2 separate regions of the Homo sapiens genome follow, and region 1 is linked to region 2. Evidence: chromatin contacts called from ENCODE Hi-C or POLR2A ChIA-PET data. All regions are on one chromosome and are shown on one strand. Each heading gives the region's core, a stretch centred on a gene start or an enhancer-like site at or near the end of the contact. The rest is flanking DNA. Distances are from core to core; before and after follow the strand shown.

Evidence for each region. Hi-C counts contacts between places; a loop is a spot of excess contacts on that map. ChIA-PET counts read pairs that join two places held with the same protein, here RNA polymerase II (POLR2A). Pooled maps may share reads with other maps.
Region 1: a map of endothelial cell of hepatic sinusoid shows a loop between it and region 2 (4-fold over the local background). The contact joins the promoter of ARLNC1 here to the enhancer-like site in region 2. A Hi-C loop is called at or near these places in 5 of 168 maps with a recorded cell type or tissue (Caco-2, ascending aorta, endothelial cell of hepatic sinusoid and 2 more) and 8 of 50 pooled maps. POLR2A ChIA-PET finds 5 or more read pairs at or near these places in 4 of 52 experiments (BJ, Caco-2, IMR-90 and 1 more).

Annotation. Positions count from the first base shown.
Region 1 is chr16:80,889,630-80,895,709 of GRCh38, forward strand. ARLNC1 (androgen receptor regulated long noncoding RNA 1) reads right to left here and starts at 2,967. Exons shown (of 3, transcript NR_131948.1): 1 at 2,876-2,967.
Region 2 is chr16:80,928,432-80,933,940 of GRCh38, forward strand. No RefSeq gene overlaps it. Among named protein-coding and RNA genes, the nearest start is that of ARLNC1, 39 kb to the left of the region's middle. Within about 2 kb of position 3,725, at least 26 of the 41 ENCODE cell types and tissues checked have a DNase peak (open chromatin) inside an H3K27ac peak, as active enhancers do; they include ascending aorta, heart left ventricle and tibial artery, where a contact is called at or near this core.

The DNA.
Region 1 (6,080 bases), core at 1,717-4,216, 40 kb before region 2:
TTTTTTCCTGATTAAAAATAAAGTTGAGCTTCATCTATTCATCCCTCCTCCCCCAACCCCTGGCAACTGCTACTTGGATCTGATCCAGTGGAGCACAGAGGATCTTGAGGGCAGTGAAATTACTCTGTGTGACACTATAATGGTGGATATATATGAGTACATGTTTGTCCAAACCCACAAAATGTACACCACAGAAAGCGAACCCTAAAGTAAACTATCAACTCTGGGTGATAACGACCTGTTGATGTAGGCTTATCAGTGGTAATAAACGAATCACTCTGGTTGAGGGGTGTTGATAGTGAGGGAAGGTATGGATTTGGGGGACAGGGGGCATGTGGGAAATCCCTGTACCTTCCACTTAGTAAACCTGAAACTGCTCTAAAAATAATAATAAAGTCTATTTTAAAAAGTTGAAAAGCATTATAATTAGGAGATTGACTAAAGACCATGAATTGGCAAATGATAGCCTGTGGGCCAAACCTGGCCACAGGCTGTTTTTGTAAATAAAGTTTTATTGGGACACAGCCACTCACACCCATTCATTTACATATCGTCTATGGTTGTCTCTGTGTTGCAACAGCAGAACTGGGTAGCTGCAACAGAAATTATGTGGCTCACAAAACTGTGAACCAGCACATCTCTTCCTACCTCTATGTTCAGGGACATCTCATTGGTAACTTGAAATCAGCAGTAGGATTATTTATACCATGGGAACTGGTAAATGCTACAAGTCAGGGCTTGATTTATTGTTTTGTTAGTTTTCTAGGCTTAAAAAAGTGAAGGTGAAAAATGTTAATTACACAGATTAAAATTAAGTGAATGTTGGGTCTGTAGGTATGATAGCATAAAAAATTAAGAAAATATTCTTCTAGTATTCAAAACTATTATCCAATTAGAAAAAGTAGTCACTCCTTATTACTGGCATACATATATTTTTGGTTGTTTCACCTTCATCTTACTAATTAACATAAAAGTAAATATCAACCAACATTTATGTTGGAATTACACTTGCTGGTCAATTGCAATAACAGGTTGGCTATAGACAAGAATTGGTTACAAATCAGCAAAGGCATCCTGCTATCAATTGGTTATACGGAATTTACAATGAAGAGTATTGCATACTTTATCATTATTTGTAAATTGTGTGTTACACATCCTTTAAATCAGCAATATTGATAGTAAACATCAAATAAATAGCATATACATACATACACTCTCCCAGGGAACTGGTTGTTAAACATTTACCAGCACACCTCTGCTGAAAAATATTTTTCAGTAGAAGGTTATCAAAATAAACGTGATTTGCAAATCTAGCCACAGCTGAAGCCATCAAAGAGGTAAAGGGACGGAGGCACAATGCAAAAATATGAAGGCAAAGTGGAAAAGTACCTCTTTCTAAGTAGGGCTAACAGGGAGTAAGCAACTGATGTTTTGTGCCCTATGTGGAGGGAAACTGTATGCTATTAATTGTTCATCTGTCACGTTCTGCCACATGCAGAGAAAGTAAGAAATTTGAGAACAAGAAGGTCAAAAGACTATCTCTATAATTAATTTAACAAGCAAATTAAGGTGCACACATTTCTAGAGGCTAAGACAGACAGAAGTGGATTCCTACAGCATTCCCCAGATTTTCTGAACCCTCTGCTATTCATCCAATAAACTGCACTCTTTCGTCCCTAATTTGATTTCCATTTAATGTGTTAAACCTGATTCCCTTGCATGTAAACAGTGCTTTATACTTTTCAAATATAATTATATTATTATCTCCCTTGATCCTCACAACAATTTTACGAAGTAGGAATGGCTAAGTTTCAAAGGGAAAAAAATTCTTAGGGAAAACTTAGGGTTTTGTGTGCTTAACCCTGGTTCTAAAGCCAAGCTCCAGAAAAACACTACTTTCAAATTGCCTGTATTTCTTTTGAATGCACTCATATCTGGTTCCTTAAACATTTCAGCACGGCTTGGTTTCTAAAGCACTTGCCCTTTATCATTCTTCCTAAGGAAGAAGACAAAATCAGCTGGTTATAATTAACAAAAGCACAACCATTCTTTTTTAAGGCCTGGCCTCTGCCTTTGTCGTGAAATCATCTGTCAGGTTAAGAGATCATCTCTTTTCTAGTCCTGGATGTTAATTTTCTTACTTAGTACAGATGCTTGTACACAGTAGGCGTGCAAGTAAGTTAGGTCGGAATGGTTTTCCCAGCCTACCTGGGGTTACATGAAAAGTATGACGCTAGAGGGAAGCTCTTCAGGACTTGTCCACGACTATACAGTTCCCAAGCAACCCTATAAAGAAGGGGAGTTCTTAGTCCCTGAGAAAATGAAGTGTTTACAGTTCCTTCGCTGAGGGAGACAAGGTGTAGGCAGAGAACAGAAAGAAGGAGAGAAAAACATGTATTGAATCTTTACTATACCTTCCAGGAACTTTCATAGGCTTTATCTACCAAATCTTCAAACAATCTGAAGAGGCTGCCATTTATCCCCATTTTACAGATGGAGATTCAGAGAGGTTAACTGTTTGATTAATAAGAAACTAGCTCCAGATGTATCTGTGTCTTCAGAGACCGTCCTTTACCTCTAAACCAGTGACTCTCAAAGTAGAGGACTCAACCAGCAGCAGCAGCAGCCGCACCTGGGAACTTCTTAGAAACGCAAATTCTCAGGGCTCACCCCAGCCCTGCTGAATCAGAAACTATAGGGGTAGGGTCCAACACTTGGTTATAACAAGCCCTCCAGGTTATTCTGATAAACACTAAAATGTGAGAGATTTCTCCCTGCTCTACTACACAGGTTGTATTAGTCAGTTTTCAGGCTGATGATAAAGACATACCCGAGACTGGGCAATTTACAAAAGAAGGAAGTTTATTGGACTTACAGTTCCACATGGCTGGGGAGGCCTCACAACCATGGCAGAAGTCAAGCATGAGCAAGCCACATCTTCTACGGAAGGCAGCAAACAAAAAGAAAGCTTGTACAACGCAACTCCCGTTTTTAAAACCATCAGATCTCGTGAGAACTATTCACTCTCACGAGAAACGGCTCAGGAAAGACCCGCCCCCATAATTCAGGCATCTCCCATTGGGTCCCTCCCATAACACGTGGGAATTATGGGAGCTACAAGATGAAATTTGGGTGGGGACACAGAGCCAAACCGTGTCACAGGTCAACAAAGGCTTTCTGTAAAGGGCCAGATAGAAAATATTTTCGGCTTTGAGGGCCAGATGGTCTGTTTTGCAACTACTCAAAGTCGCTGTTGCGCAAAAGCAGCCACCGACAATGCATAAATAAATGAGCATGACTGTGCTCCAATAAAACTTTAATGATGGACAATGAAATCAGGATGTTATATCATTTTCATGTGTCATGAAGTGTTACCTTTCTTTTGGCCTATGTCCCCCAATCATTTAAAAAAGCAAAAAGTCATTTTAATCCCAAGGGCTATACCACACCAGGCAGCAGGCTGGATTTGGCCCTCAGGCCATAGTTTGGCAAGCACGGAAACAAGACTACGCTACCTACTAAATGGAAACTTTTAAGCAGAGCAATGACGCAAAGACAGGACAATCTAATAGAAGGTAAAATGTTGTGAGTTACAAAATTGGCTATGGTCGGCTGGGCACAGTGGCTCACACCTGTAATCCCAGCACTTTGGGAGGCCGAGGCGGGTGGATCACCCGAGGTCCGGAGTTTCAGACCAGCCTGACGAACATGGAGAAACCCCATCTCTACTAAAAATACAAAATTAGACGGATGTGGTGGCGCATGCCTGTAATCCCAGCTATTTGGGAGGCTGAGGCAGGAGAATCACTTTAACCCAGGAGGCAGAGGTTGCGGTAGCACCATTGCACTCCAGCCTGCGCAGCAAGAGAAAAACTCTATCTTAAAAAAAAAAAAAAAAATTGGCTATGGTCCAATGGAGGCAGGCAGCTCATTTTGTTCTGACAATTAGAAAGGCTTACAATGAGGAGGTGACAATCTGTGTGGGCCTTGAATGATGAGTAGAAGTTCAACAGTAGAGACAATAGCTTGGGCAACAGGGTGAAGACTGGTGTATGCAGGGTACCCAGTCCAAAATGCCTGCTTCCACCCAAAATATTCCAACCTCTTGGGTTAAAAACGCTTTGGAAAATTATATTATGTAAAAAGTATGTCAATGCTCCTGTGAATACCAACCAAACTGAAGCGTCGAGAAAGGAACAAATTGCAACAACTGAAATCACAGCCTTACATGTGAAAATCATTATCGGTGATCTCGTCTCCTCTCCCTACAGACCAAGTGTTGGAGGGAAGGTGTCTTATTTCGCACAACAAATTATTTCTGGTTGCAAATCTGACTGTATGGTATATGCTCCCAAGTATCATACAATGCAAGAAATAATTCTCTTGAGATATTTCCTAGTTATACAAATTAGTTCCCTTGAGAATTGCTTGGTTTTTTTCCTAATTCCTTACATATCATCCAATTGAGTTGGTTATTTTCAAACACAAGAAATCCCCTTTAAGAGCATAAATTTCAGAGACATTGTTTTCAAGTTACACGTTTTCATTAGATTTGCTTTGATACCAGCTATTAAAAGGAAACGCAATCTGCTCTGGCAGTATTTCCCAACTTCATATAGCAGAGCAGTAAAGAGGCCAGGTTCCGCAGTCAAAGTCTCTGGGCTCAAAGCCCTGCTCTCCCACTTAAAAAGCTATTTGACCTTGACAAATTACTCATCTCAGAGCTTCTGTTTTCTTAAAAACAAAGTGGGAAAAAGTAATAGTAGCCACTTCTGGTTGTGTATGTGTTTGAAAATACAGAAAAATAGCTCAATATATTTTGTCCACCATTATTATTTCCCAGTGATCTCTTTCCTCCAAAACTAAACAAATATGCTTTTATTTTTTAAGCTAAAATTATATTCCCTTTATGCTACCACATGATACGGTGACAAGTTTGGGACAGAACCTGACAAATAAGATCGTTCTGCTCCCTCCCTCCACCACCTGGGCCCTGCAGGGATCAGAAACTGCTTACCAAGCTAGGGGAGGTAAAGGCAGAGAAACAGAGGCAAAATTGACCATACAGCAGCAGGCCCGCTGTCGGGAGCAGGGCAGAAGTTGCAGCTTTAGGAAGGTCTGGGGTTTGGATCCCTACATGGATGGGACACATCAATGACTGAAATGAGGGTTCTTTGGGATGTAAAGTGAACTGGGTACTCATATTATCTGAGACTGGCTGGAAAAGCTTCTAACCAGGGGCAAGAGAAGGACTCCTCTCGCAACGTGGGTAGGAGTGTGCAGAGGGGAGAATGAAATACAGTTGATTTGATCCCACTCTATGAGGGTCAATTACATATGTATGAGCATAGATTGCATGTCTGGAGTGGGCAGGGAGATCCATGGGAAGGACTCAGGCCTTAGAGACAAAAAGACCTGAAGCTCCACCACCCAGTAATCTGGTGGAGGGGAAGTTTTCTCAACTAAATACTGAGGACAAGGATTCGTGTGGTCATACCTAAGATGAGGGACACAGAGTTCTTTGCACCGTGCCTGTCATCCTGCAGACCAAAGAAACAACAGCTGCTCTTGGCATGAGTACCCATCTCCACTCCCATTGAGTGACCACTTGCAAAGTGACTTTCATATTCACGAACAGGCATACCAATTGCACTGAGTGCTTTGATCTGTTGAATTACAGCCCAGCACAGCCCACTAGTGTGGTCCCCCCACCCCCCAAGTGACATTGACATTGACATTGACCTTCCTTTGCTCATGACCATTCTCCCCTCAACCGACCTATTGGTCAGGAATGACAAGTTCCTAGGGCTTGGGGATGAGACGGAGAACACACCACCCCACCCCTGCTGGGTTCGACCTCCCAATTAGGTGCTCCACAACACCCACTACTTCTTTCTTAGAGCTACTCAGACTTTATTGCAATTGTCTCTTGAATTAAATGCATTCTCCATCCTGCGAATTCCTTCTGAAGATGGGCTGGATCTTTTATCCCTGGATCTTCACTGTCTAGCTTCTGGATTTCCCAAATGATTTAATGATATTATTCATTAAGATGTGAGAATAAACACCTTTTTAAAAAA
Region 2 (5,509 bases), core at 2,475-4,974:
GTCAGGGTGTATTAGTCCGTTTTCACACAGCTGATAAAGACATACTCAAGACTGAGTAATTTATAAAGGAAAAGAGGTTTAATGGACTCACAGTTCCATGTGGCTGGGGAGGCTACACAATCATGGCAGAAGGTGAAAGGCACGTCTTACATGGCAGCAGACAAGAGAGAATGAGAGCCAAGCAAAAGGTGCTTCCCCTTATAAAACCATCAGATCTCGTGAGACTTATTCACTACCATGAGAACAGTATGGGAGAAACCGCCCCCATGAGTCAATTATCTCCCACTGGGTCCCTCCCACAACACATGGGAATTATGGGAGCTGCAATTCAAGATGAGATTTGGGTGGGGACACAGCCAAACCATATCATCACGGGGCTCACAAAATACATTCAGGAGACTTGACTGTGTTTTATTCAAATAATAGCTCAGTTAGTGACACCTTCTTGTGCCAAGAACTTGTCTTACGTCTGTTCATCTGATTCTCCCTGTCCCTCCCATGAGCCCCATGTTGGGAGAGGACCCCCATCAGGCTGCGCCCAGCTTTTCTAAACCTTGACAGTCTATGTGAACCATACGCAGATGCTCCACACCTGCTGGGTTATCTCCACACCAGGTATTTGGAATTTCCAAACCCCCTTAGCTCAGGGTTGTTTGTGTTCACTTTTCCTCCAGATCTTTGGCATCTTGAGTGCTGCAGCCGAAAGCTTTTCAGGTGGCTCCATTGCCCTCAGCTCAAGGTCTTTTCCTAACTCAAATCCTGCCGCACTATGAGGGGGACATGGTCTGCTTCCTGATTTTATTTATGTGATGCATGCCTTTGTAGTTCAGAAAAATTAACCAAAACATTTTCAGTTCCTTAGTTTGTCAGTCCATCCATTCATCTGCTCATCCACCTATCCATCTATGCAGCTAATAAACATTTACCAAGCACACACTCTGAGAGTACTGTGTTAATAAAAACAGATATGGCCCCTGCCCTCATGGAGGTTATAGTCTAGTGGTGACGACAAGCATTAATGAAAACACCACACAAGGCTGGGTGCAGTGGCTCATGCCTGTAAACCCAGTGCTTTGGGAGGCCGAGGCGGATGGATCCCTTGAGGTCAGGAGTTAGCGACCAGCCTGGCCAATATGGTGAAATCCAGTCTCTACTAAAAATACAAAAAAACTAGCCAGGCATGGTGGTGGACGCCTGTAATCCCAGCTATTCGGGAGGTTGAGGCAGGAGAATTGCTTGAACCTGGGAGGCAGAGGTTGCAGTGAGCCAAGATTGTGCCACTGCACTCCAGCCTGAGCAACAAGAGTGAAACTCCATCTCAAAAAAAAAAAAAACAAACCCAAAAACCCACACAAATGAATATATAATTATAAACTGAGATAGGTGCTTGCAAGAAATGGTATTTGTTCTGTGAAGCAGGAAATAAAAATATCTTGACATAGACCAGGTGATCAGGGAAGGCTTTACTGAATAAATATCTGACTGAAGAAGGCTAAGACCGCCCTTGGAGCCCAATCTTCTATTCAGGACCATCCTCTACAGAGGGAACCTGGTATGCTAAGCCACAGCTCAGGAGAGCTGCAGCTGAATGGAAACTAAGCCAGGTAATGGAGTCTCTAGTCTTCATAGGCAGGGGATGCAGAATGACACATTTCTTTCCTCCCAAGAAGCACCCAGGTAAGGTAGGCTGGCACCTCCTTTCCCCGGTGGCAAATCCTGTGCAAGATAGAGAGTGAGCTCAGAGGAACCTGCTTCTTCTTGAGAGCCTATGATTTTCCACAGATTAACAATTTATAGATGTGGAGGTCTGATGTCCCTAATATTAATCAAAAATAGGTCTATTTTTTTTGGAAGACATGGGAAGTTTATTTTTAAAAGGGGGACAAATTATCAGAATAGCAAAAATAAAAGAGTGGGGAAAATGGATTTTTCTGTGTCTGTGTCTATTATTGAAGCAGCACAGAAATGAACTCAAGGGAAGAAAACTTGAATTCTGCCTTCTTCTCCATTCTCTACCAGCGATCTCACTTAATCTCAAGAGCTGCAAATGGCCCCACATTTACATAAACACTTCTCCATTGTTACCAATGGAGAAGTTAACAACGGCCTAAGGCCGGGCGCAGTGGCTCACGCCTTTAATCCCAGCACCTTGGAAGGCCAAGGCAGGTGGATCACAAGGTCAGGAGATCGAGACCATCCTGGCTAACACGGTGAAACCCCGTCTCTATTAAAAATATAAAAAAATTAGCCAGGCATGGTGGCGGGCGCCTGTAGACCCAGCTACTCAGGAGACTGAGGCAGAATGGCGTGAACCCAGGAGGCGGAGGTTGCAAGTGAGCCGAGATGGCGCCAGAGATGGAAAACAGAGCGAGACCCTGTCTCAAAAAAAAAAAGTCCTAATGGCCTTAGGACACCTCTAGTCCTCTAGTCTTAGAGCTCCCGTCCTTCTCATTAGAAGCCTAGTCTAACTGATTTGGAAAAGCTGGGTACTTGGATCACCGTGTTGAAGTTGGTGCCTAGGTTTTTTAGGCAAGATTCCAAGTCATGTTCAATTATTTATTCATTCAGTAAGTACCTGTAAGTGTCAACGATGTTACAGGCACTGTTCTAAGTACTAGGGGTACAGACCGGGCACAGTGGTTCACTCCGTAATCCCAGCACTTTGGGAAGCCGAGGCAGTCGGATCACCTGAGGTCAGGAGTTAGAGACCAGCCTGGGCAACATGATGAAACCCTGACTCTACTAAAAATATCAAAAAATTAGCCGGGCGTGGCCAGGCGCGGTGGCTCACGCCTGTAATCCCAGCACTTTGAGAGGCCAAGGTGAGCGGATCACCTGAGGTCAGGAGTTTGAGACCAGCCTGATCAACATGGAGAAACCCCATCTCTACTAAAAATTCAAAATTAGCTGAGCGTGGTGGCGCATGCCTGTAATCCCAGCTACTAGGGAGACTGAGGCAGGAGAATCGCTTGAACCCGGGAGGCGGAGGTTGCAGTGGGCCGAGACGGCGCCACTGCACTCCACCCTGGACGACAGAAAAAGACTTCATCGCCAAAAGAAATAATAATAAAATAATTAAAATAAAATAAAATTCAACAATTCTTTCCACTTCACTATACTGTAGTTTTTTTTGTATTGAATTCAAACAAAATTAAATTAATATGAATACTTTTAATGAAAAAGCATCTATTTGTGGTCTCATTTTTATAAAATATTTATATCCTTTAACTCTATGTATACATAAAAATATATCTGAGTAGCGTGCATCCCGTGTTAACTAAAGCTATTTCTCAGTAGTGGGATTTTTCTCTTTTTTTTCCACATGTAAACTTTTCTACGTCCTTTGATTTCTTTGAAACAAGCACGGTATCTCTTTAAAAAGACAACAGATTGGTTGTATTATTAACTACTGCTACCAGAAGTGAATGGGCCAAGATGTTAAGAGGAGAGGAAAGGAGAAGAAGGAGGGGAGGGTGTCAGACCGACGGAGTTGGGGGGAGCAGGAGGCGAGAAAGGGGAGAGGAGCGAGAGAGAGAAGAGGGGGGCTCAAATGACGGAGAGAGCGAAAGAGAGGGCAGGAGGCGAGTAGGAGATGAGCCAGAGGAGAGGAGGACACTGCAGACCCGGGGGGAGGGCAAGGGCGCCGACCGCAGGCCGGGGAGGCTGCAGGAGACTGGGGGCCAGGGGAGCGGGGGAGTCGGCAGCGCCGCCTGGGACAGAGCTTGCCGCACGCTGACCTACTTTCTGGGGCCGATGTGTTTGCAGCCAGAGGTACCGCGGAGCCAAGCCCGGAGCCTCGGGGAGCCGCCAGCGAGCGCAGACTGGGAGGGAGCCGGCCGGGCTCCCCGCCACCCCTTCCTCCGCGCGCCAAGACCTGTCAGTTTCACCCAGCCCGGCTTCCCTGGAAAGGCGGGATCCCTCTGCAGATTTCCAGGCTCTTGGAAGAGGACCGGCGCGTCTATTAAACCCGAGTCGCTCCACGGGCTCTCCGCCCAGAGCACAAGCTGCCTTCCCCCGGGAACTGGACCTCGGCAGCGGCCTGCGCAGAGCCGGGCTCCGGGGCCCTGGCCGCTCTCGGGAAGGCCCCGCGGGTTCCCACCAGGCCAGAGGGAGAACCACCAGGAGGCCGCGCGCGCGCACACGCCGGGCGCCCTCCTCGTGCCGAGGTGGAAAGAGCCTGCGACAGGCAGGCCCAGGTTGTCATTTAGGCTCCGCCACTTTCCGCTCGTGTCCTTGGGCAAGTTACTTGACGCTTCCGAGCCCTATTTTTTTTCTCATTTTTAAGATGGAGAAAATGCCATCCACATCTCAGGGTCAAGGTGAGGATTATAAATAAAATAACGTGTGTGAAAGTGCCTGGCATAGCAGCCGGCACGTGGTGTGTGCTCAATAAAAATGTTAGTTCATCCACTCGGGAGGAAGCTGCTTTGCCGGCGCGTCATGACGGATCCAGGAGCCGGCCAACCGTGCTCTATGATCGTGACCGGGCTATGGCCATCGGTGAACGCTGGTCATAAGCGATTTGTGTCATCGTAGTGCCTGACGCCGGGAGACAAGCTTGGGGAAATGCCTTTTTTCTGAAACATTTCCTATGAAATAGTTTGGCCCCACGCCCACTAACTAAAGAATGAGGCTGGCAGGGCGTGGTGGCTCATGCCTGTAGTCCCAACACTTTGGGAGGCCGAGGCGGGCAGATCAGCTGAGGTCGAGAGTTCTAGAACAGCCTGACCAACATGGAGAAACCCCGTCTCTACTAAAAATACAAAATTAGCCGGGCGTGATGGCGCATGCCTGTAATCCCAACTACTTACTCTTGAGGCTGAGGCTGACGCAGGAGAATCGCTTGAACCCGGGAGGCGGAGGTTGCCGTGAACCAAGATTGTGCCATTGCACTCCAGCATGGGCAACAAGAGTGAAACTCCGTCTCAAAAATTAATTAATTAATTTAATAAAAATAAAAAGAAGGACGCTGTGGATTACTGGTGTAAATAAAAGTAATAAACACTTCAAAAGCGATTGCTATGATACAAACAGAGAGTGCCAGAGCTTTAGGTGAAATCACTCATGCAGCCTCTGGGCAGTGCTAGGGGCAGGTGCACTCACCATGCGGACAACTGAGGCTGAAATAAACGGTAAAGTAACAAGTGGATATTTGTCATTTTGGTGTCACTTGACACGTACTTCCTCTTCATAGGGTGAATATATTTATTTCTTCTGGAGAAATTCCTTGTCCCCACTGTGCCATCTTAGGTAGCTGAAAATCAGAGTTTCTTGCTCTCCCTGAGTCAAGAGTGGGCCCATGATCCCACAGGCCAAAGGGACCTTCTCTTCCTCAGGACTTGGAATCTTGAGGGGAACATGCAAGGACAGAATAAAACAATAACAATAATAATAACAATCATGGGGCATTTTCTTGCTAGTGGTGACACCCTGTCTAGGGTATCATTGCTTGCACACCACCACCCACAGCCTACAAGCCTCATGGGCCCCTCCAGACCCACCACCTCCA